Linked DNA regions of Homo sapiens: regions 1, 3 and 4 are each linked to region 2. A link is a contact called in ENCODE Hi-C or POLR2A ChIA-PET data. All regions are on one chromosome and are shown on one strand. The core of a region is the stretch at or near the end of the contact, and the rest is flanking DNA. Distances in the headings are between cores, read along the strand shown.

Region 1 (6,469 bases), core at 1,133-3,632, 420 kb before region 2:
GGACACTCACAGGAGAAATTCCTGTCTGGCTCAGTTTCAGGAATAGCTATGCACCCTCTGAGCAATTTGTTTCCTGTCAAGTTGTAGACATTGTGAAACTGACCAGATTCACTTCTCCTTCTGTGGCTAATAGAAATCCCAGGGTGGTGGTTCTGTGGCCAGCAGAGGGACAGACAACAGGATTGCCCCTGCTAAGGGATGCAGGCAGAATCAAGCCCCTCGAGTTTCTCATAAAATAAAAACTCACAGACAGAAAACAAATAAGAATGGAAAAGATGTAGAAATGATTTTTTAATCCGAGGAGTGGTTAAATTAAAACCAAGGCTCCACTTGGCAAGCAAATGGGACTTTGTGATATGCAATTTGTAGCAGCTTACTCCTGGTTTGATTTTATAACTCGACATTCGCCACTTCCTTCTCACCCTCTTCTAGGCTATGCTATCCTACTAGATTTTATGTATCTCTGTGAACCACCTTAAATCCTTTTTGGAAGAATTCTGAGCACAAATAAATAGATTCATTAAATTAAATTGTGTTTGAGAAACCATGCTATCTCATGCAGATGGTGGAATTACACAGTCATTGCTGATATTTCTCAGGTGTCTGAGAGCAGGTACCTAGAAAGGAAGGCTTTTTGAGAGAACATATAAATGAAGACAGATGGTTGGCCCACCGGAGAGGACGGGAGGATCCTTAAGAGCATTTGGTCTTTAAATTTACTCTTCGCTGGGTTTAATATGAGCCAAATTTCAGAAAAAGAAATGTCAAGGTACAAATGATATTATTCTAATACTTCATCATTTCTCTAATAACCTTTGAGTTGATCAATAGCTTAAACAGGTGTTTCGTTTTACTGGCCTGTTTTATTTTTCCTGCAGTCTAATTTGCTCTGGGCTGTTTCTGCTATTCCCTGCCCTTTTCCAGAACTTGGCTCAGCAGGCATAATGAAAGGAAGGGAATAAGTCCATTCCACACTCACATTATTTATATTTATATATATTCATATGATTTCACATTCAGGTTTTCAGACCATTTGTCTAATGCTGATGGGTCTTTGAATTCCCAATGTTGGGAGAAATGTTTTTATCAGGAAAATAAATAACCAAAATAGAAATATGCATTTCTAGATTTGTAAGCCCTACCATTTATTTTATGTGAATCCTAAATGCAGAATGCAGGAAGTTGATTTCCTCCTCCCGGGCGGGCTAAACCCCAGTGGCAGAAAAAAATGGATATTGCATTTCTCTGGGGGACTATGTGAGGTTCACTCAGGGCTTTCAAACCCCACCAACCCTACAGGGGCCTCTGTTGCCTATGGGGCCCGAGTGCAGAAAGATGGACACTAGGCAGAGTTTTGGGGACAGGACTCTGATGAGCATCAGGCCTACAGGGACTGGCGACTGGTCCAGCTGAGCCCTGAGGCTGATGCCTACCACGAAGGACCTTCTTCAAACCCAGCTCAGTCCTGGTCTCCGGGAAGTTAAAGTCATCGTACACTATCTCAAGACACCACAATCATCAGTGGATTCCCAGAGAAGAACTGGTGTCATCTTCAAGAATTTCCTGCAAAGTCTAGAAAGTGAGTTAACCAGTAGTTCTGTGTTTCACCAGTCACATTCACCTGGAAAATGTAACAAATGCCCCACCCTGGACCTACTGAATGACATCGCGAAGAGTGGGGCCCAGGGCTCTGCATTTTTAAACCCTATCCTTGGTGATTTGGAGGTGCACTGAAACTTCAGAGCTATTGGCCGTAGGTGTGCTTGCCAATTGTGACTGAAATTCATTCTGAGCCCATGCAGAGAGTTTTCCTCCTGTCTGTGGCCCCAAATAGCGTGATGTCACTTGTCTTTTAGAAAGATGAGTCAGAAAAGGGATGAGAAATGATGGAGGCGGGGGAGAAGAGAAGCGGGTGGGAGAGCATATGAAACCAGGTCAGGAGCCCCCCATGATGGAGGCATAGCCACAGTGTGCCTTTGTGCCAATCTAACTTCCAGGGCATTCCAGAAGCCTGCCCCACTCCCACCTCCTCCCTCCAGGCTCCTGCAGCCTGCTCTTGCTGACTACCACGGCTGCCTCCTATCTCTCTGCACAGTTACACACGGGGCATGAATATTTAAAGACCTCTGCCTCGCCCAGCCACAAACAAGAAAGAACGCTGTGGTTTTGGTTTTCTTTTTGTGTTCCTCCTCTCCGCCACAAGCTCTTCTCTGCAGGAAACTGGGGAGCCACTTACAATATATTCTGATGTTATTTTTATTTTTATTTTTCTGAGCTCCAGTTCAAATAATTAAAGTTGCCACCGGGGAGGGAAGGCTTGCAGTGGCTTTCATGTGCTCACTTGCTGTCAGACCTGCTCGAATCCGCCTCGGCTTTGAGACACCCGCGGATGTGTCTGGCATTGCAGCCGCTGGTAATAAAGAGCACGGCAGAGTGGCGGCTGACACCACCCCAGCCCCCTGCCTTTCACACACCCCAGCAGCCTGAATGTCTCAACAAGCCCCGTGTGGTTTGAAATTCTATTTTATTTGAATAGCCTGCCTGTGACTAGAATAATTTAAACCACGTTCTCAGGCCTTCTGGGCCTGCAAGGAGAAAAAGTGGACTTTCCTCATTTTCTTTCCCCTCCAAGGCATGGAAGCAGTTTTTCTTGTGTGAGCTACAGAAGTGCAATTTGATCCAAAAATGAGATGGGATCCCCCCAATTTGTGGTGGTCAGTTCCTCAATGCTGGTTTTCCTACCTGGCCAGAGCTGCAGTTGCGTCTCCCCTCTTCTCACACATACATATGTACACGCAAACACACACACACATACACACATGCGTGCACACACCCTCTGGGATCTTGGGACACAGCCGAACCTTTCCACCCCTGACGTCACCTCTAGCAATAAAAGGAATCAGGTTGGATTAGCTGTGGGGAGCTGCTGTGATCTAGGCAGAAGGTGACCAGCGGGCCCCTTCCACGTCTACATGGGCCTGGAGAAAAGGGGACCCATCCTTTGTGTCATTAAAACCAGCAAATGTAGCCCAGAGGGATGTGAGAAGACGCCATGGCCCCTGGAGTTGACCTTGGCCATCCATCCCTGAAGCCCTTCTCAAAGGAAGGCACCCGAAGGCAGGGAATTTTTCTGTAAATTGCTCTCTGATTGATTTTGTAAGACTTTTCAGGGTGCTGGTGATCATCCCTGGAAACAGGCTTATCCTTCCCTCCAGCCTCTCAGTGTGACGCAGAAGCAGGGAAGCCGAGAGGCAGGCTGTGTTGATTGGGCTTATTGAAGCTTGCCCCCGACCTCGGCAGCAGGCAAATAGGACTCTGAAGATGGGAAAAAGAGAGGAACTTTTCTGACTGCTGTGTTTTTAAAGTTTATTAAACTCAGTGACAAAATCTTCTGTGGAAAGTCAAGAAAAGGAGGATAAGAGTAAGAAAACTTAGTATCAGATGGCATGAGACCGAGGAAAAACAAAAGCAGAAGGGGACCTTCCTTTATCAGCCCCCACCAAACTCTCGACAGGAGCCAAAGAAGATGAGCATAACTATTGAATTCAACTCGTTTTCCAGAGCAGATCCTATGCATCACGGGCTCCCCATCCAGATCATGAAATTCACCTCAAGACCCACAGCTAATAAACACAAGACCAAACCTAGATCTTATGATTCTGAGTTTCATGCTCTTCCTGTCACACTGCCCTGCTGGAGACAGATGGAACCTTCTCAACTTGGGGAGAGTTGATGAGAGCTTCAAAAGCATCAGAACTGGCATTACTGTCACCTAACTCAGAGCCCCACCACCTCATTTCTGCAGGCAGATAGAGAATCCCACCCCATTGTGTAAACAAAGAGTTCTCCCCTTCGTCTCTCCACAGGCTGGGAGTAGTCACTGGGTCTAACTCCTGAGCCACCAAGGGGACACTGCCACTCACCTACAGGACTCAAATGGAGTTTGTTCATTGGGTGGGCCTCATTCTCGGCCCCATGTGATCCAACTTACTTTAGCAAATCAGGAAGGAGAAGCCATTCCAGGAGGCCTCATGGGCTTGATTGCAAATAAAGTTGTTATTTCCTGGAGCCAGTTTACCTTCTGCATAGAACGGATGACCATCTAGGGAGAAGAATATTGCACACTTCCCCTCTCTGGGCTGACTGGTAGAAGAACAAGCAAGCCCCTATCAGAGCCCACCTGGGACCAGCCTCTCTGCCCATGCATGGCCAAGCAATGCTACACTTTGTGGTGTTTGTAAAACCCTTCTTGTAAATAGTTGGGGACCAGTACCAAGCTAGAGGGATTCCAGGGTAATGTTATCTCTATCTCCCTCACTAAGCCCAAGTCCCTTTGGTCAGGTATTTGGGGACCAAGATACTCATCAGGCAGAGTTCCTGTGGATGTCCAACCCCCATCTCATCTGATGCTGTGACATCTCTGCAGTGACAGAATGTGCCTGAATTGGGAGAAAGCAAGTCCAGCTCTAGGAGTCAGTGCTTGCCTAAATTAAGAGCAGATCCAGCTAGTCTGGCTGGGGATTGTTTTCACACATGCTGTTCTCTGCACACGCCTCTTCCTGCATTGGAGACCACGGTCAGGACCCCAAGCTAGCATATGATCCCTCTAAGTTGTCCACTCTCTGCCCAGGAGGACATAATGTTGGGCCTATCAGAAAGCACAGGGCTCCTCTGGCTCCCACAGTGTAATGCTGATACCTAGAGCAAGTCGGAGCAGGGTGGTGGCTCCAGGTAGAGCTGCCTCCCTCCTGCCCCACAGCCCAACAGCCACGCCATCTCCTGTGACCAGAAGAATCCAGCTGGCCATGTGGGGCCAGTGCAAAAGGAGCATCACCAAGGCAACGTGGTACAGTGGGAAGGACAGGGCTTGAAGTCCCTTAGCCCTTGGAGGAAGCCCCCCCACTTTCTAGCCTGGAGACCTTGAGTATAGCGACCCACTGTTCTCGGCTTCAGTATCCTCTCCAGGGCTGTCAGGAGAAATGAGTGAGAGGAGATATGAAACATGCCCAGCCTGAATCTAGACACAATTAGGTGCTTAAAAATGGAACCTGTGGTTTCTGCTACTCTGTTGTAGCCATTACTATTATTATCTTCTTATCTGACTTTAGTGATGATTCTGAGACCAAGGCTGGAGCCTGCCTTCTCCAAGGAGCCTGAATCTGGAGGGTTTGGCCTCTGCCCTGCCCTGGGTAGCCTGGCAATATGGCAACACCCCTCTCCCAACTATTGCCAGTGGAGAGGGGTGTTGCCCAGCTCAGTGGCTGGAGTCAGAGGAAGTTTATGCTTTAACAGCAGCCAAGGGGGCCCTGCCACCCCTGTCCACCATCTCCACCAGCTCCTCTCCCCAGCCAGCATGGGCATGGGAGCTCCCTCCTCCAATCTGCCAAAAGTCCCTTTGCTCCACTGCCCCATCAGCAGACACCTACACAGAACAATAACCCCATACCTTGATATAGTCCCAACATGTTTACAGAGGGGCCTTCCCCCACATCGCCCCCATCCCCCAGAGAAGATGATATTGTCACCTTTTTATAAATGAGAGAAGGCTCAGGAGAGGAACCTAGACCACACACAGCTGGCCAGCAAGGCCCACAGTGTCCTCCAGATGCAAGAGCATCTCCACTTTCCCCAGGGGAGCTCCTGGGAGTGGGACAGCTGCCGTCAACGAGGTCACTCAAGGCAGGGAGGAAGTCTGGTGACACGGCCCAGAGCAGAACGTCATAAGCCTGACTTTTCTTTTACAAACCCCTTTTTTTAACTTAAATGTCAATTCTGTATTTTATTCCTTAACATACCTATTTGTTTGGACACAAAAACATGCCTCATTATTTACTATTGAGTGGCTAACACTCCAGGAAGCTACACCCTGTTTGCCCTGTGGCTTTGGGTACCCCTAGGAAGAGCTGAGCAGCATATGTGCCCCTACTCTAAGAAACCCAGAGGAAGAGCTCCCACCCTCACTGCCGTTTTCGGAAGCCCCAAGGCCTCCCCACCTTTAGGATCTCACTCCATCCCCTAGGTCACAATTAGGCTCATAGATGGTGCATTTTGAAGAGCACCTGCTCTGCCTTGGTTGGCCCTGAAGTCAGCTTCAACTATGGTTGCCCCTCATCTACCCCATGAGTCACCCTCACCCTGGTGCTGAAACCTCAGGAGGGCTGAGCCCTGGCAGCTGCTAACACTGCTGGTGATGGAGACAGTAACCTCAGAAAGCCTTTAGCTGGGGTCTAGGCATCCGCAACTTTGTGTTAGAGGGCAAGGGCCTCTAATACAAAGGAGGAAGCTGCAGTGGTTCTCGAGGCATTTTCCAAATGGCTTTTTCCAAAGGCTCTCTACATGAGTAAGAGATTTGGGCCCCACTTCCAGTCTCTAATGACAACCGTCCAGACACCTGTAATAACATCACTGTAATGAGAATCCCCTGTGTGTCAAAGCTTACAGAGTCTCTCCACCTCCCACGGCTACCCTG
Region 2 (6,359 bases), core at 3,255-5,754:
ATTTGTAACTGGAAAATCTCAATTCCTGAAGGCATCAGAAGTGAATACCCCAAGGAGGTGATTTCTCGGACTAAGGAGTCTTTTCCACCATGAAGGGCAAACTGAGTTAAGCAACGAATACTGAAACCTGTCTTATGAGAAAAGCTTATCAGCATTTGATCCATCATCAGCATTTGATCCAGAAACAATCAGAAGGCTGAGGGAGAATCTGAATGGCACATGTGCATAATTTATAAAAGCAAGGAGTTGTACAGATGGGATGAAGACAGAAAAAAGCACATTCAGGTGATGAGAAGTCTGAATTTGTACAGCAATTAAAGTAATGACTTTTTAGACTAAAATCCCAGAAAAAGAGGAGTTTTACATGCAGTCACTACACTCTCATAAAAATACACATATAGAAACAAGCTTCACAGAGAAACTTCCCACGGCTAGTAGTACTCTGATACTTTCCATTCTATTTTGTTTTTTTTTTAATGTTACAATCCACTAAGTTTATTACATAATCCACTAATGGATCAAAATCTGCTCTGAGAAATACTGAACTCTAGACACCAAAAAGTATGCCAAGTTTCAAGTTTCATTCTGCAATTAGTCTCCTAATCCATTTCTTCATCTATCTCACTGCCACTGCATGTGTGTTTCACAGATAACAGTGAACAAAATGTATTCATTTTACAAAAAATCACATACAGTATTTATAACAAATCAATTAAGTCCTAATACACAGAAACTTCTATTTCTGCCAATCAGATCTATCTGCAACCTTTACTTCTTAGGAAGTTTAACTGTTAGCAAGACCTCAAGACAGACCACTGCACAGCACATGTGAACTGCCCTACATCTCTAAGGGATGGTAATGCAGATACCCAACTCAGACACCCTGTCCAATGTCTGAAATGCCATGTGCTTCATTCAACAAGTACTAAGCTGTATAGGGTCATCTTAATTGCAGTGACAGCAAAGCAGTATAAACACATTTACTGTGATAGCCAATAGCAGACAAGGTCTGTTAGAGAAGGAAAAGCAGAAAAGTCGGAAGACTTTCAAAAGTTTGAAGACAATCAAATAGCAGCATCAGTTCCTAGGTGGCTCAGTCACTTTACTATGTGGCTTTGGTAGAGAATATAATTAACATTTCTGCCTCAGTTTACACACATAAACTTGAGGAACTCTTAAAAACAGCATCCATCTAGATAGAGTCCCTCCATTTGTATTTTTGCACTTTCCTATCTTCTTGTCCTCATTAAAGGTCCTCTTCCCCCAGGCTCCAAAGACCAAATGGAATGCTCAGCTACATAACGTACAAAAACCCTCTAAAAACTATTGTGGCACGAATGCAAAGTATTGTAATCATTCTGTGACCAACAAGAGGTGACAATCTAATTTTTCTAAACACCTGTGAACCACAAACTTAACCCGTTACCCAAGAAACCCAGCACTAACTAATCTTTCTCCATTGATGAGTTATCATCACCACACTTTGTCCTTGCGTAGCAAACTGCCAATTACTAAACCAAACATAGAATACTTTTCTTACAAATTGATTTACCATATTAAATGCCAAATTAAATGGTAAAACGAGTCCAGATTCACTCAATAATAACATTTATTAAGCCACTTATTACATACTAGGCCATACTACACCAGTCACATACATTGCCTAATTTGATCCTGAGGATCCTAAAAGGTGGGTGATGATACCTCTATTTCAAATTTGAGAGTACTATATGTCATCATATAGCAGGACCTTAACAAAATGCTGGAAAGTGGGTTCAGAGCAACATCCTTTTCATGCCTCATACACTAAGCCTCAAAGATGTAAAATAAAAGGAAGGGTTTAATAAGATGAGAGCACCTTAACATGTGCCTTTTTTTTCTAAGATATCTTGTTACAGTACATATGACTTTTTAATTTTATACCATAATATATGTGCAAGTTTGTTTTAATACAAGAAAACTGTCTCTCCTTAGTTTATAAGTCAAACTGATGCTCCAAGAGGACACACCCTCAAAGTAGGGAATGTCTCTACATTCCTTCCAGCTCTCTCAGTTCTGTGACTCAAGATTGAGAGTAACAAAATCGGGGCACTTGACCAGGAGTTCGGGGCACCATGACTCTAGAGGCCACACTCCTTTATTGGTTATTAAGGCTTGAGTCAAGTCATTTACCTTTCTTAGCTCTGATTTTCAATCAGTTTTTTTAAAATGCAATTAATTTCAGGGGATTCCATAGTCATGTGGTTAAAAGGAGACAGTGCAGATAAAACGATGCTGAAACCTAGAAAAAAATTTTGTTTAATGTAGCTCAACTCTCGTTTGTCAATGAGGTCCTCAAAATTAAAACAACTTGCTCAATATGACAAAGTAAGTTTTGAGTCTGGGCTATGAAACCAAATCCAGTTATTTTTCTAGTTTACCATAGTGTTGCACATAATCCAAAACTATGACTTTTAATATGAGATTAGGAAATTTCTCTTGGGCATACAATGCAACTGAAACTCAACAGAAAAGCAAAGTGGGTGACATTTTTTCCAACCTAATATTAACTATCTGTTGCAGATAACCAAGAACCGAGCTCTTAAGGACCTGAGTTCTAATCCTGGTTCCATTTTTTACTTTATTCAAGTTGCTTAGTTTCCCAGAGTTTCTGTTTCTTTCCCCGAAACAAGGCAGAAAGTTCCTTATCAACACTTCAGGACTAACCACACAAATATCAGATATTAATAATACTTAACACTTAAAGCACTTACCTGTCAAGAACTATTCTAAGTGTTCTCTGCATTATTAAATATATTAACCTTCACAACCACTCTATGAAGAAGATATTATTATCCTCATTTCATAAATGAGGAACCAGAGGGGCAATTACCACTATGAAGCAGAGGCTAGAATCAAATATAGACAATATAGCCAGCTTGGGTCCACGCACCTACCTAACCACTGCTCCGTATTTCTCTCAGCATTAGTATTACTATCACTTTACAGGACTGTTAAAATACAACCACAGAAAACTTTGAAAATAAAAGATAAGCAGAGCGCTGTAATTTTAACAATAAAAACTGATTTTTTTTTTAGTTTTATGTTTGACTTATAAGCCCTGATAGGTTTATTTTATGAATCAACAGGATAAACTATGAAAATGTAGCTTAAAATTTGAAAAATATCTAAACATGCCCAAAGTATAGCAACTTATATGTATCCCTTTTCCCAACCCAAAAATTTAGCAGGCTTCCCAGGTCGTCAGAGAGAGTAAGATCCTAAATAGCTTTTACAGTTCTCCACATTGAAACAGCTCACATCACACACCTCAGGATACCTGATGTTTCCAAATCACTTTGCAGTGATTCGGTTTGGCTACTCTGTAAACGCAATAACCACGTGCATGCTGAGTTAGAGAGATGTAGCTGAGTGACTCAACAGTGAAAGGCATTTACCTGACACGGGTCCCTAACAATGAAAAGCTCTGCCTAACTCGGCAGTTTTCCATCTAAGGGTAATTTCATCTGCACTCATAAAACATTCACTAAATCAAGCTACTACTTCACTTAACCTCCACATCCTAATACAGACTTCAGATTGGGGTGGGTGGGGAGCAGTGTGATCGGCTTGAAAGCGGGGCGGGAGGGGCGAGCAGATGTTAAAATCAAAAAGCAGTGAGTTCAAAAAGCTGAGAATGTAGAGGTGCCTGGGAAAGGCAAAAGTTAAGAGTTGAGAGTCCCACAACCTGGACGGGGACGAGAACACGTGGTGAGCCGGCACCCAAAGGGGGGGCAGGAGGGGGAAGGTCCGGAAGCAAGTACAGACTAGTCCATACCAACTGCCCAGTGCAAAACTGATGAGCCGGATCACAGACAGAGGAAAGTTAGATAGTCCCAAGATGGGGCTCTGTCAAAAACCAGAACTCTGATGAGCCAAGGCCCGGCAGAAGGAAGCCGCCCCAGGGGGACCAGGGGACTTGGCGAACATGGCTGCCCGTCAACAGTGGGGCCCAGGCCTCATTGGGCCAGCCGGCAGGGCTCGGATACGAGGCCGGCCGGGTCGAGCTGCGCCCTCCCTCACTGCCCTCGCGGCAGGCCGCACGCGGGGCTGGCGGCTTGGGCCCTGAACGCGCCGACGCCGCCTCCAAGCCTTCTGGCCCGGGCCGCTGAGAGCCACGCGCGATGCCGGACCACGCGCCACCCGGCCCGGAGGCCCGAAGCCGAGCCCGGGAAGGCGCCCGCCCCGCGCAGTCCCGCTCGCTTTACCTTGGCCTGCAGCCGCGCTGGCGCCCAGGCCAGACAGGTGCAGGTACCACTGAGGTGCGCGGAAGGCACGTACTCCTGGTGCAGCCGGTTGTTGGCCGTCTCCCATACTCGTAAGTGACCGTCGGTAGAGGCCAAAGCGAAGTAGGCCTGGCTGTGCGGGGAGAAGGCGCAAGGGACCCCAGCAGGGGCCAGGGGGTCGCAGCTACCGCCGCCGCCCGCCGCCATTGCTGCTCTGGCCCCGCTGCAGCCACGTGTTCGTCCGTGCGCAGGCGCACCGGCGCGGGGCGGAGCCTGGAGGAGGAAGTGAGGCGGAGGGAGCGCCGGGGGCTCAGGGAGTGGATCTTCGCGTCGCAGGAGAGCTTCTGGCGGATCCGCCCTGTGGACGGTGGCCCGCTAGGGCCTGTCGCTATCTTGTTCTGGGCGGGAGTGGGAGTATGGGAGAAAGTAATTGTAGAATTAAGATCAAGTCCTGTTCCTTTAAAAAAAAAAAAAAAGGGGGGGGGCCGGGCGCGGTGGCTCACGCCTGTAATCACAGCACTTTGGGAGGCCGAAGTGGGCGGATCCCCTGAGGTCGGAGTTCGAGACCAGCCTGACCAACATGTAGAAACCCCCGTCTCTACTAAAAATAAAAAAATTAGCCGTGGGCTGGGCGCGGTGGCTCACGCCTGTAATCCTAGCACTTTGGGAGGCCGAGGCGGGTGGATCATAAGGTCAGGAGTTCAAGACCAGCCTGGCCAAGATGATGAAACCTCGTCTCTACTAAAAATACAAAAAAATTAGCCGGGCTTGGTGGTTGGCACCTGTATGTAATCCCAGCCACTCGGGAGGCTGAGGCAGAGAATTGGTTGAACCCGGGAGGCGGAGATTGCAGTGAGCCGAGATCGCGCCCCTGCACTCCAGCCTGGGCGACAGAGCGAGACTCGTCTCAAAAAAAAAAAAAAAAAAAAAAAAAAAAAAAAAATAGCCAGGCGTGTGGCGCACGCCTGTAATCCCAGCTACTCGAGAGGCTGAGGCAGGAGAATCGCTTGAACTCGGGAGATGGAGGTTGCTGTGAGCCGAGATCGCGCCATTATACTCCGGGCAACAAGAGTGAAACTCCGTCTTAAAAAAATAAATAATAAATAAATAACAATTTTTTAAAACTTTAAAGAAAATGATAAGGTAGAACGAAAGGTTTGAAGGAAATCTTCAGCCGAGCGCGGTGGCTTACACCTATAATCCCACTTTGGGAGGCCGAGGCGGGCAGATCGCCCGAGGTCAGAGTTCGAGACCAAGCTAGGCAAAATGGCGAAACCTTGTCTCTACTAAAAATACTAAAATTAGCCGGGTGTGGTGGTGTGTGCCTGTAGTCCCAGCTACTCGGGAGACTGAGGCAGGAGACTCCTTGAACCCGGGAGGTGGAGGTTGCAGTGAGCCGAAATCGCCACGCCACTGCACTCCAGTCTAGGTGACAGAGCGAGACTGTCTCAAAAAAAAAGAGAGAGAAAAGAAGTCTTCACTTTCAAATTGATAATGATTGTAACAACTGCTTCCGTTTCCCCCTATTCAATTCCAGGCTGTAATCATTTACAAAATAACAATGTATTCAGTTATAATAATGTAAAAGTAATGATCGGAACAACTATTCCCTCCTGTTTCTCCAGATTTATCTCATGTTGCTACATCAAATAGACATTTTTAGGCACACGCCCATAGTCTGGAGGCTGAGGGAGGAGGATGGCTTGAGCCCACGAGGTCGAGGCTACAGTGAGCTATGACTGCTCCACTGCACTCTACCCTGGGTGACATAGTGAGATCCTGTATCCAAAAAATAAAGGGTAGATTTTTATATTTCTCCTAAATATTCACCAAATCAATGCATTCTAATTCAAGGAATGCTAGGTACTGTTCAGCCCACACAGAGCCTATTGCCTGCCAGGAAAGATAAAAACCACTCTCATGGCCATGGGAAGGCTCAAGCTTTTACAGCTACGGAGCAGCATGGTAAGATTTGCATTTTATTGTTTTCTTGTTTGTTTTTGTGTTTTGAGACAGAGTCTCACTCTGCCCAGACTGGAGTGCAGTGGCACAATCTCAGCTCACTGCAACCTCCACCTTCCGGTTCAAGTGATT
Region 3 (6,336 bases), core at 3,267-5,766, 370 kb after region 2:
ACCACCCCTTACACTTTCAACTGATCCTAATCTGAATGATCTTCAATAAAGACTTAAGTCATAGATATTCACCTACATAAATAATAAACGAGACCACACGCTTCATGTCCTGTTTCCAGAAAAGCCAAAGCACTTGGAAGATACAGTCTACTTCAATAAAACAGCAGCTTTCCCACCACAAATAGAATTCATGGGCCAAGGGGTGAGGATGGTATGCACCCTGCTTTATTTCCTAAATTCAGAACTTACATGAAATCAGAATTAAGACGCAAGATAGTTTTTAACCAACTAGGACGCTAATTTTCTCAGTTGCGGAATGACTGTTGACTCAGCTTATCTATGCCTCTATTTCCTTTTCCTGATATGAGGGATGGTAAGTAAAAAACACCTGTTCCTTGTGACAGTTATGAATGCATGTCATATGTACAACATTATGAATTATCTAATGTCACTGAACTGTACACTTAAAATGATTAAGATGGTCAACTTTATGTGTATTTTATCACAATAAAAAAATTGAAGCAATAAAACCCACAGAACGCCTGTTCAAGCGTACGTTTCTTTGAGTATGTGACTGTCTGTCTGTCTGCCCATCCATCCATCTATCCATCCATCCATCCATCCATCCATCCATGTTCTAAAATAGGTGGCATTAGCCCCATCCTGACAGCTGGGGATTGGGTAATCAGGCAGGTTTAGTTCACTCCCTCTCCACCCCAGCATCTGTAATCCCTTGGTCCCCAAGGCTGCCATTTACCTGTTGAGCAGAGGGGCACAGGTAACACTGGCTTGCATTACTGAAGAACACATTGATGAGCTTCCAGTCAAATTGAAAGTCAAGTTGCTGAATAAAAGGGCAACAGCATGAAAAGGAGATTGTGTTAAGACCTTGAACCAAAATAATGTCTTTGTTTTCATGTCTTTCCATTTCATACACCCATCCCTGAAAAACTCATGTATGAATTTTTTTCAATAGTAGTATATGGCAGGAGTTTAAAGTGGTATAACTGCTCTAGATTGATAAAATATATCCAAAACTTTTTTTTTAATTAAAAGACACACCTTTTGATCTAATTATTTGGATCTAATTATTTCATTTCCCCAAATATAGTTTAAGGAAACAAGGATACGTGAATGATTCAGCTACAATGATGAAGCCTTATGCATAAGAAGGAAAAACTGGAAACAACATAAATGTCCAAAAGAGGGGACTGCTGTGTAAACTGTGGAATACTCATGAGATGAAACACTATGTAGCTTTTAAAATGATGCTGAAAAATGTAATTATCATGGGAACTAATCTGTTGAGAAAATCTGTTTGAGGTTATAAAAAGTATCTCTGGCTGGGTGCAGTGGTTCATGCCTGTAATCCCAGCACTTTGGGAGGCCGAGTTGGGCGGATCACCTGAGGTTGGGAGTTCGAGACCAGCCTGACCAACATGGAGAAACCCCATCTCTATTAAAAATACAAAATTAGCCGGGCATGGTGGCACATGCCTGTAATCCCAGCTACTTGGGAGGCTGAGGCAGGACAATCACTTGAACCCGGGAGGTGGAAGTTGTGATGAAACGAGATCGCACCATTGCACTCCAGCCTGGGCAACAAGAGCGAAACTCTGTCTCAAAAAAACAAAACAAAACAAAACAAAAAACAAAAAACAACATCTTTATCCAGTAACATCCCTGTTTTATAAAATATATAAAGATATATATGCTAGGAAAAAATATGGAAGGTAATGTACACCAAGTTATTAACCATAATTATCTTTGGGTTATTAGGATTAAGGATGGTTTTACTTTTTGCTTATCTGTGTTTTCTGATTTTTTCGGTTATGAACATGCATTTCTTGTGTAACCAGAAAACAAACTTTGCTTTTTAAGAGGCAGCACGATGTAGTTGAGGAACACTGGACTGTGAAGCAGGCACTTTAGATTTGGGCTCTAATTAGCCGTGTGAACTTGCACAGGTCACATGACTTCTGGGAACTTCAGTTTCCTCATCTGGAAAATTACAGGGTTAGACCCAGGATCTCTTCTCTATTTTATAGAATAATCATTATTTCAGAAATTCTGGAATTCTCCTGTTCAAGGAAAACAAACTTTATGGTGTAGCTCCTGCTCTAATCCCTGTCCTTATATGCCTTAGAATGACCTTCACTTCACTTCCTGAACGCTTTAATGCATGCATGGCTGGCTGAAACAGCAGCTTCCCTTGGTTCCAGCAGTCCAGGCTCAGTGCTTAGTTAGATACAGTTTGCTAGCAAGGCTTGCCTTGGTTTGATACTTGCCCATAAGGGCAACACAAAAGATCTAAGGATGCTTATTACAAATTTATATAGGTTATCGAGTAAATAGTATACGAACTGTTAGGAGAGTGGTACCAAGGCACCCAGCATGTATGTGACAGAGGCCTCCACACTCAGAACTAAAATTAATATGGTAATTATTAATAACAGCAATCGCCACTACAATAATATAAAAGCCTGTAGCTTGCATTGTTATGTATTGAGTCTGTGTCAGGCACATCCAATACCTCATTTAATGCTCCCAAAACCCTTTGCTGCAGCTCTTTTATCACCCCATTTCATAAACAGAAAAACTGAGGTTTAGGGAGGTAAGTGCCTTACCCAACATCATACAGCTAATAGATGGAGAATTCAAGATTCAAACTCAAACCAGTCTCACCTGGAACTGAAGCTCTCCACCACCTCCCTGTGGGACAAGTCATTTAGTCCATCTGCTGACTTTCAGCACGACCACAAGGAAAACCATTCTGAAGAGGATGGGTCCTTTTGGCTGAGCATTATCACTCGTCCTGTAATTTCAGCACTTTAGGAGGCCGAGGCGGGCAGATGGCTTGAGCCCAGGAGTTTGAGATCAGCCTGGGCAACATGGCAAAACCCCGTCTCTACCAAAAATATAAAAATTAGCCAGTCTCATAACTGGTCTCAAAATAAATAAATAAATAAATAAAAATAAACAACAACAAAAAAGAATTGGTCCTTTCCTCTAATGACCGCCAGAGAATGGCAGAGACATTTTTTAAAGAACCCAGGTCACACTAGTTGCCGAGTTCATGGTAAAATGGTACGAGGGTCATCATCACTTCGGTCTGCCCGCCTTGCAGCAAAGCCAGGCAGCCCAGCCATGCCAGAGTTGGACGGATGCTTACCAGGTTCTCTTTCATGTTTCTCACCAGTTCTTGAGCCTGAATCCACAAGTCTCTGTGCAGAGGGAGGGAAACAGAGAAAAATTGGCTAAATATTATTTTGTTAAGGGCTGGAAGCTTGCCCCTTGCCATAGCTCAGGTGTCAGTCTCTAAGCTTTATCCACCCCTGGCTTCTGAAGGGTGGGCATTGACCTGTTTTTCAAAATTAGGCTCATCAGGCAGCCTGAAATCAGCTTGAGGGGGCATTTGGGCTTTGACTTAAATACTTCTATTTTTAAGCCTCTTTGACTTTGCCAGCCCCCCAAATCCTCCCACCTATATGTTGAAGACCAGTAGGAACACATAACCTCAGAGAGAGACAGAAAGGGAACTTACTCAGCACCATCGTGGGGTATGACTCTCTTTCCAGTGTGGCACACAGGCATTGGAACAGAAGGACTGAAATATCTGATGATGTCTGAAAGGACTAAAGAGAGAACTGGTTTGAGGCCCTGGCCTTCACCAGCTGAAGGCCACCTCTAAAGACTGACCTACCTACTGCCAGGAGTGGTGGCTCATGCCTATAATCTCAGTACCTTGGGAGGCTGAGGCAGGAGGATCACTTGAGCCCAAGAGTTTGAGACCAGGCAGGGCAACAGAGCAAAACCCTGTCTCTATGAAAACAAAAATCAGCCGGGTGTGGTGGTGCTCACCTGTGGTCATAGCTACTTAGGTGGCTGAGGCAGGAGGATGGCTTGAGCCCAGGAGGTCAAGACTGCAGTGAGCTGTGTTTGTGCCACTGCACTCCAGCCTGGGCAACAGAGCAAGACCCTATTTCAAAAAAAAAAAAAAAAAAAAAAAAGACTGACTCCCTTCCTCTAGGGTGAGCTGCCGGGGTCGCCGCCCCTATTCCAAGGCATGGTCCTTCCTCACACCCTGCCTGGGACTGTGAGGCCACCCCTGTAGCCTCTGTGAGGCTATCTGTACCTCTGGAGCAGGCCTCTGGAAGTGAAGGAGCTAAAAATGAACATCTATAAAATGCTAGGCCAGGCCCAGTCCTAAGCGCTTTACATGCGTTATCTCACTTAATCCTCAGTAACAAACACAGGGCAATATGATCTCCAAGTTAGAGAAAGGGAAAACTGAGACTGAGAAAAATCAAGCGAGCTGCCCAGGGTCTCACAGCTAACTGAGGTTGCTGGGGTTTGAACCAGAGTTCTGGGACACCAAGGCTTTTCACTGTCATGTGCTACTGCCTCATTAGAGAAAGTGATGCTGGGACAGGGACTCGGGCTGCCTTCCAGCCCCCCTCCCTTCTCCTGAGAGTGACAGCAGGGTGGGAAAGCTCCAGGGAACATGCAGAGAACATGTCCCAGAGCTGACAGCCAGAGGACCGCTAAAAATAGTGCTGTCAGGAGCAGTTAAGTTGTGTCTTGCTCCTGAGAGGGAAGAGGGCAGAGCGGGGAGAGAGTGTCATGGGAGGCAGATGCCTCCACTCCTCCCCCCAACTCCCCTTTCTTTTTGCCCCATCCAGAAGTGCCTCGGGGCTTCCTGGGAGCAGAATCCAGAAGGTGGCTTTAAAGGGGCTCCCTGTGAAGGAGGCTGACACTGTGCAGGCAGCAGGCAGGGTGCGGGTGGGAGAGCTGGCCTGGAAGTCAGGGGACTGGTCACTTGGCTTTGCAACCTTGGGCAGCCTCCTAACTCGTGGGTGATTCAATTTTCCCCATCCTTAACCCAAAATAATGAACTTCATTCTCTAACCCCCGATTGGCTTGCAAAGAAACACTTTTCCACCTGTAGTGGGAAAGCGGGGAAAGTTCTGAGCTGGGTTCAGGTTTACAGGGACAGCATGAATGTGTGCATGGGTGAGGGGTACTCTTGCTCCCTCATCTGAGGATAGTCTGTAAGGATCAATGACAAAATACAAATATTTGGTGATAGGTCTGAAAGAGATTGCTTTCTGAATGAAAGGTACCTGTGTCAGTGCTTTGTGATCAAACATGACGTTGGATCTTTTCACGTAAATTTGCCAGTCATTTTGTTTTAAGTCTGCTGTGTACTTGGTCTGTCCTCACTGCCTCCAAGTTCCCTGGCAGCAGTGGGGTGAGAACAAAGGGCACAGCCTGTGGGGCTGGGTTCACAGGGACCATGCCACTTACTGAGCACATAGCCTCAGGAAAGTCCATTTACCTCCCTGACACTCAGCTTTGCCACCCACAAAATGGCCATGGTGGGCGAGGGCATGGCTACGTTTGGAGATCTCAAAGATCAGGAGGCCTCTAAAGTTCTGAGATTGATGGTCAGGTGGGCTGAGCCTGAGCCAGCCCCATCCCATGCTGCACAGCACAGGCCTGGATGTCCCTAGAGTACTTTCTTCTGGGAAGACCTGCTCCTCCTGCTGGCTCAGCCACCCAGCTGAGCTTGCAGCTGTGGTCTCCACTCCTCCCTCCTTCCCCATTGGGTATGCTGGAGTAAGGCCTGCCTCGGAGGGCTTCAGAAGCAAGATCTGCCCTCACACCTGCTTTCTGCGGGACCTCTGGCCAGCTGGGACTCCTGGCCCCTCTGCTTAGAGAGGGGCACTCAGACTTGTAACAGGGCAAATTGGGAGGAAAAATTGAGACGAACTGAGAAATTAGGCAAAGAGGCATCTGCATTTGTGGCTTCAGGGTCTAAACTATATCCTATCTTCCCAGACACCCCCCAAACAAGCCGCTTCTTTTTTCCTACCACTTCAAGACAAACAGGGCCAAGCCTAGGCACAGCTGTGATAGCCACGGAGTTGGTAATGGGCCTCCCCTTTCAGAACCCTTTGATTCTCTCCAAGGGGACCCTCCTGCCTACCGCTTTGGCCACCAACATCCTCTCACCTGTCAATCAGATCCAGGAGGGCTGAACTGCCAGGCTCAACCTTCCCTGCTGGACCATGAGTTCTGTAAGGCAGGGCCAGCATCCTGTTCATCCCTGTGCTTTCCAGGGAACCTAACAATTCATGGGCCCCTCCTTTCAATTCACTGGCTGAATTGACAGGGCACTAGCTGCCTCACTTGTTCATTACTCCCATGGAGCACCAGCTCAGCAGAGCACTTGCATTGTAATCTACGTCTTCTTGCTCTAATACGGACGGCGAAGTGGTTTCCCTTATTCTTGATTTATGAGCACCAAGCATAGGAGACTAACATCCCGCTAGG
Region 4 (6,405 bases), core at 500-2,999, 270 kb after region 2:
CAAGGTGTGACTAAGAGAATCCATGGGCAATAAGCCCTCGTGGGTAGGAGGGGAAGTTACAAATGCCGCTTCTTCCCCTCTTCCTAGCCATCTTCTTCCCATCCTTCAGGCCCAGACCAAGTCCTACTTTCCCTTGAGCCTCCTCTCTGGGCTCCCTGATCCACACATCTTGCATTTCCTTTTTTACCCCAGGGACCAGTGGTTCTACTTTCAGCTCTGCTACCAACTTGCTGTTGAGCTTGTACAAGTTGCTGAATCTTGCTAGGATTGACTTTTCCCATCTTTTAAAGGAAGAGGTTGGACTGGATGATTTCAGGGGTCCCTTCTGGGTCTGCATCTGTCTTTAGACAGTGCAGTTCATACTGTGTGCTCTTCTGTTCTCTTAATTGTACTCCATGCGAAGCACTGCATTGTTGCCATACCCAGCATTGTCTTTTTCAGAAAGTTATTTCCCATTTGTTTAGCCTCCTTACCTAGAGTGCAAGCTCTTCGTGGCCAGGGAGTTCATCTTTTGATTCCTTTGTATCTTTTATTTATTTTTAATTATTATTATTTTTGGAGATGGAGATTCATTCTTGTTATCCGGGCTGGAGTGCAATGGCACGATCTTGGCTCACTGCAGCCTCCACTTCCTGGGTTCAAGTGATTCTCCTGCCTCAGCCTCCCGAGTAGCTGGGATTACAGGCGTGTACCATCACACCCAGCTAATTTTTGATTTTAGTAGAGATGGGGTTTCACCATGTTGGCCAAGCTGGTCTTGAACTCCTGACCTCAGGTGATCCACCTACCTCGGCCCTCAATGTGCTGGGATTACAGGTGTGAGTCACCATGCCTGGCCCTTTGTATCTTTTAGTAACCACCTTAGGGTTCACTCTTTTGCAGGTGTTCAATGAATTCTTATTGGTTGATGGAAGGAAAGTTAGATGAAAAAAACTTTGAAACTGAAGATCCATTATTAAATGGCAAACTTTTGGTACATTTGTACTGTACTGCTTTTTTGGTGGGTATTATGTGTGGTACTACATTCTTTTCACGGATTATTTATCTCATTTAATCCTTATGACAACCCTGAGAAGTACTATTATTATCCCTATTTATTGCTGAAGAAACAGACTCAGAGATGCTAGGCAACTTGCCCAAGGTCACACAGCTAGCAAGCCTTGGAGCTGGAATGTAGACACGAATGATCTGATCCCACACCCTATGATATTAGGTGTTCTGCTATGGTTTGTATGTTTCTCTTTAGGTGAACTCATCTGTATCTATGCTAATAAACAACAGAATAGAGATAAAGGAAAGTTATAGAGCAATTATCCAACCTCCCTTTCTTAAGTCAATGGATTACTTTCCTTTCCCCTAACATTGGACATCAGAGATACCCACAAGGAGCCCCATGTTCTCAACTACTTCCCTGGCCACTGACTTCATCTGGCAGAGGAGCTGAGCAGCGGTAAAATAGAAAAGGCAATAAGAGAAGTGAAGTGAGAAAGGAAGAAGGGGCTTGATTGTCAACAGAGTGAGAAATCACCTCCTGGAAAATGAAGCCTGTACTGTACAAGAACAACAAAATGATGATGATAATAACAATAATAACAGTAATTAGATGTTGCTATAATGACCTCATAAAGCCCAGTTTTTGCAGAAAAATAATTTCTTCCTGCTCGTGACGTTGAGGAACTGACATCGCTTCCTGTGGCTTAGAGACTCAAACAGAGCATGGGGCCCACGTTACCACTTCTGAAAGGAACATTCCCTGTAAACAGAGTGAGTCAAGCCAGTGTCGTTTCCCTGGTGATCGGAGCATAGTGATCCTTCTACAAGGCATACACCCAGCACGCTCCATGCAGAAAATCAATGAGCCTGGTCAGGCATTTCAGCTTTAATTATCTGAGTTGTTGTCAACAACAGAAATCCCAGTGAAAACAAACAGCCACCATGCTGTTTTGGGGGCCCTGACATCTAACTCCCTAGTGTCAGAATATAGCTTTTTCAGAGCCAAAGACTGAAGTGAGGTGGGGAGAGAGAAAGGGCAGCTATCCCCCGGGTCATGCACTCAGTTGTCGAGGTGCTGAGAGCCACCCTGCACGTTTGACCTGCTGGGCAGGAGGTGGAGCTGGAGCCAGCAGGGACAGCGCCCGGGTCCAGGGCAGATGTGCGCCTCCTGCTGCCCTGGAGAGGCGGTAATAGCACAGTGGTCAGAGCAAAGGCTCCTGATTCAGGCATGGTCTGATCCTGCCTCCTCTGATAACTTGCTGGATAATCTTGGTGGTTCTGGAAAGCTTATAAGCCTCAGTGCCCCTGTCCAAGGGTGTGAGGATCTCAGGAGATAATTCACATAGAAAGTCCTGCACAGCTGCTATTGCCCCTGGGACCAGGCTTCTGGACACCACCCTCCTCTCCTCCGGTTTCCCACCCTGATGTCTCAGTCTTGCCTTCCACTCGCCCTCCTGTACGGCATCTACTCACCTAGCTCTGGCCCCTTCCGCTGCCACATTTAGTCCTGCTGTCCCCTCCCAGGTGCTGGTAGAGAAGCCAAGGAGGTAAGGGTTGAACTTCTTCAGAATGTCTTTAGAGGAGGAGGAGGAGGAGAAGAGCACAGGTGAGAGCCTGCAGGACCCTCACAGTAACTGAGATGAGCATGCAGGGTGGGGACATGGGTGGGACACAGGAGTTCTGGGGCTTTTCAGGGCTGGCTGACTTCCCTTCTTGCAGATAACCTCCTCTTCCCCTCCTCCAGCAGGAAGGCCCTGGCCCCAGGGAGGACGGCCACAGTGATGGTGCCTCTCTGGGCTGCTACTTACTGGGCAGTGTGGTGTGAGTCTCCAAGTTCCCATCCCCTCCAATGCTGGGGAGGAGAAAGCATATTTGTTAAACTCACACCAACATGCTGCTCCCTGTGTCAACATATGCACAAGCCAGAACCGGAACCGGGTTCTGGGCCCCTGGGGCGTCTCTCCCATCACCCTCAGGGGTAATGCAAGCATTGAGTCTCCTGTCTCAGCGCTGGGACCTGGGGACCCAACTGCATCCCTGGAGGGGTGACAGGAAACACACTACTCACACCTCTCTGAGAGAGCATCATCAATAGAGCATGCATCAAGAACATCCTCACCTCCAAGAGAGTCCCCTCCAAGATGTGGGTAGGTCACTGGAGTTGTTTGGTCGAGCTCCCACTGCTGTCTGTAAAAAGCAAAAAGAAAGTTCAGGGCTGGGGTATAGGCTGAGGGCACTGGAAGAGCCTCCTCTGGCCCTGGGGTAGCAGCTAGGACCTGGATTTGCCTTTTCTAAAAATAGTACCGGCTTTTCTCCAGGCCATATTAAACTTGGAGTGGTCTTGATACATTCTTCTCCTCAGTTCTTTACCTACAGCCAGTAACCAAGTCCTGTTGGTTCCTCCTTTCCACTCTCCCTAGCACCCGCCCCTTTCTTTCTGTTCCCTTTGCCGTGTTCCTAACTGAGACCCTCACCTCCCTGCCACGGGCAATACGCTGGCCTCCTGCCTGAGTGAACTGACTCCAGTTTCTGTTACTCCTGCACATGCCTCTTTCTTCATGTTCCCCAACCCCAGCCCTGACCCTTCAATGAGTCTCCCTTACCTTCAAGATTAAAGCCAAATCCCACCACCAATCTTCTGAGGTCACCATAATCTGGTTTCTACTTTCCTTACCCTTGTTTGCTCCCTCCTTCCCAGTCCACACAAATCTTCAGGGCTAAGCTAATTACCTGCCATTATTTTGGAAGCCTGAGGGCCTTGAGCTGGTCTACCCCATTACCACCCACTCCCATACCCTCATGGAATGCTGAACTCCCTCCTTTCCAGCAGCTTACATTTCCAAATTCGTTCTCTAAGACCCTCATCAGTTCCTATCTCCTCTATACAGCTTTCTCTAAATGCCCTGTCTTAAAAAAAAAAAAAAAAACAAAACCTTGAAATTTACAAAAGTAACAGATGTGAAATGATACAAATATTTAAACAAACGAATAATCTACCCCTACCTTAAGAATCCTGCCCCTTGCCACAGATTCCACACTCCCTCCTCACCCACATGCAAATACCACCAGAGCTCATTAGTGGTGAACAGACTCATATGTGCCTTTCCACATCTTTTTCCATGTTCATGCCAAAATGGAAACACATTCACACACATGTGGGGCTGGTGTTTGTTTCTACCGAAATAACTACCCTATTTTAAAAGTCCTAGGTGGAGGGGAACAACGCACACGGGGGCCTATCAGACAGTGGAGGGTGTGAGGAGGGAGAGGATCAGGAAACATAACTCATAGGTACCAGGCTTAATACCTGGGTGATTAAATAATCTGTGCAACAAACCCCATGCCACAAGTTTACCTGTGTAACAAACCTGCACATGTACCCCTGAACTTAGAAGTTAAAAAATAAAAATAAAACATCCAAGTCCTATATGTCATCTATGTGACTATGCATTTCTTTCTGTGTACGTTTCTTGTTTTTCCAGCCAGACAGGTTGCTGGGGGGCTATGACTGTGTTTCATACCTCATTTCCCTTAGAATTGCTAATAGAGTGTTGGTGTACACAACAATGGCTAAGTAATTGGCGAACACAATTCACTTAGCAAGACTGTGCTATGTGTGAGGAACCGGGCTCCCTCTGCCCCAAAGCACATGTCCTTAAATGGAGTAGGGAGCATGGGGCAGTGTGTGTGTAAGACCTGCCACTCTGAGTCTGGGTAGATGGAGATGAGTCCCCTGATGAAGGCAGGCAGACTTGAATGAGTGCCATCACACACCAACAAAACGCCTGTGAACAGTGGGGAAGGCGGGGATTGCTTCTCCCTGGGGAATTGAGGGGAGGCCTCATGGACGAGGGGGCTTTGAGCAGAACTGGGAAGGTGGCGAGACAGGGCATTCTACATCTCCTGGCTGTGTTTCAGTGCCTGACATGGGTAGGCCCTCAGTAACACGGGCTCAGCACTGAAAGCGGAGCCAATGCTGGGGAAGCACAGATTCTGCGCAGGGCCTGGCTGGACTCTGAGCTGCCCATCCTGGTTCATGGCTCACTACTCACAGTCAGAGAGTCACCCAGGGCGGCCACCACTTTGATGTCTGCTGGTCGGAGCTGGTGGACTAGGGGAGACAAGCAGAGAGGTGGTTGTGGGGGCTGGGGGTATCTACCTCTTAAAGTACACATTTTACCAGAAGTCTATAACTCTGTCCCACTGCTCCCCATTGTACTTATTTTCAGCTTAAGGCTTTAGCAGTTTTGCCCCTCCCATTCATTCAGACCAACCAAGGCACTGCAGGGAATGGGTTCCATGGCTATCATCCACCCTCAGAAGAGCCTGATTGACATTGGGGTGGTCCAGGAAAGTTCCAGCTGCAGGGTCATGTAGCACAGGCAGGTAGATCCCAATCCCTGACTCTACCTGCCTCACTGGGCAGGGAGGCCTAAGGGACTGCCACTGGGACTATAAGGAGACAAGAAGTAGCATCCAATGGAGAGCTCTGTGCACCTCCACATGGAAGCCCAGCTGTGGCGGCAGGCCGCAGGATCTAGGTCTGCACTGCAGGGGAATTAGCAAGTCCTGCTTAAAGCTCCAGGGTATGTTTGCAGGGTCTCCCCACAACCTGATATTCGGCAAGGCCCTTAATTGAAGGAGATGATGATGTTTTCACTCACCAGAGGTTGGAACACTATTGGAAGCCTTCCACTCTGTACACAGGAAGTCACTGCCCCAGTTCTAAATCAACAGGAGAAAAGATTCAGTGCCCAACACTCATTGTGCAGGGAGATAAGCTTCAGCCCAAGAAGAACCAGCTAAGGGATTTTTGATGGAGGCTAGAAATGAGTCACCATACAGGATCATGTGAGGGAAAGAACTGTGAGTTATAGGTGGGCTAGGAGGGAAATTAAAGGGGGAGAAATGGGTGTGTCTAGCTACCCCTATGCACAACCCATAGTGCATGTCTCCACATGTGCACCCACACACCACCTTTCTTATCCCCATATATCTATGCTTTGAATGGAGCCAGTGGCTGCCCCAAAGCAGGGAAGAAAACCATGAAGTCCTACACAGGTGGGTCTCCCAAAGGAACACAGCATTTGGATGCCTAACATGAGATTACAGGTATGTGTGTTTTATAAAATTAAGCTAACTGACACTAATTATAATGGTAGAACCTAGACAATAATTAAAATATTTTTAGAATAATAACACAAAATATTTTAAAATTGTAAAGCTCCTGGTTTCTGCCTGTCTTTTCTGGATACCTGTATGTCTTTTTGCATATTTAACTTAACAGCCTTATTCCTTATATGTTTTTAAATTGATGTAAGCAACCCTGGATGCTTTTAGTCAATTTTCTTTGTCTCTAATACAGAACATATTTTCCAGGTGCTGGGGAAAGGAGTGGGATGGGAAGCAGAG

Evidence for each region. A loop is a pair of places that touch in the nucleus more often than their neighbours do. ChIA-PET counts read pairs that join two places held with the same protein, here RNA polymerase II (POLR2A). Pooled maps may share reads with other maps.
Region 1: a pooled map shows a loop between it and region 2 (17-fold over the local background). The contact joins the enhancer-like site here to the promoter of WDR43 in region 2. A Hi-C loop is called at or near these places in 8 of 50 pooled maps.
Region 3: a loop to region 2 is called in a pooled map, with 4 times the contacts of the local background. The contact joins the enhancer-like site here to the promoter of WDR43 in region 2. A Hi-C loop is called at or near these places in 1 of 50 pooled maps. POLR2A ChIA-PET finds 5 or more read pairs at or near these places in 2 of 52 experiments (HEK293 and T-cell).
Region 4: a loop to region 2 is called in a pooled map, with 6 times the contacts of the local background. The contact joins the enhancer-like site here to the promoter of WDR43 in region 2. A Hi-C loop is called at or near these places in 1 of 168 maps with a recorded cell type or tissue (CD8-positive, alpha-beta T cell) and 6 of 50 pooled maps. POLR2A ChIA-PET finds 5 or more read pairs at or near these places in 4 of 52 experiments (CD4-positive, alpha-beta T cell, PC-9, activated CD4-positive, alpha-beta T cell and 1 more).

What each region holds. Positions count from the first base shown.
Region 1 is chr2:29,310,829-29,317,297 of GRCh38, reverse strand. All of the region lies in intron 8 of ALK (ALK receptor tyrosine kinase), which reads left to right. Among named protein-coding and RNA genes, the nearest start is that of CLIP4, 200 kb to the right of the region's middle. Within about 2 kb of position 2,382, at least 6 of the 41 ENCODE cell types and tissues checked have a DNase peak (open chromatin) inside an H3K27ac peak, as active enhancers do.
Region 2 is chr2:28,892,812-28,899,170 of GRCh38, reverse strand. WDR43 (WD repeat domain 43) reads right to left here and starts at 4,504. Exons shown (of 18, transcript NM_015131.3): 1 at 4,248-4,504. The coding sequence starts at 4,472. RefSeq lists enhancers at 3,115-3,736, 3,811-3,910, 3,737-4,360 and silencers at 4,011-4,130, 4,151-4,200, 4,241-4,300, 4,441-4,520.
Region 3 is chr2:28,526,616-28,532,951 of GRCh38, reverse strand. PLB1 (phospholipase B1) reads right to left here. Exons shown (of 58, transcript NM_153021.5): 7 at 3,545-3,635; 8 at 3,173-3,224; 9 at 758-844. Among named protein-coding and RNA genes, the nearest start is that of PLB1, 34 kb to the right of the region's middle. Within about 2 kb of position 4,516, at least 5 of the 41 ENCODE cell types and tissues checked have a DNase peak (open chromatin) inside an H3K27ac peak, as active enhancers do.
Region 4 is chr2:28,617,040-28,623,444 of GRCh38, reverse strand. PLB1 (phospholipase B1) reads right to left here. Exons shown (of 58, transcript NM_153021.5): 45 at 5,658-5,718; 46 at 5,046-5,104; 47 at 3,113-3,180; 48 at 2,802-2,845; 49 at 2,467-2,566. Among named protein-coding and RNA genes, the nearest start is that of PLB1, 120 kb to the right of the region's middle. RefSeq lists an enhancer at 1,566-1,655. Within about 2 kb of position 1,749, at least 34 of the 41 ENCODE cell types and tissues checked have a DNase peak (open chromatin) inside an H3K27ac peak, as active enhancers do; they include CD4-positive, alpha-beta T cell, CD8-positive, alpha-beta T cell and PC-9, where a contact is called at or near this core.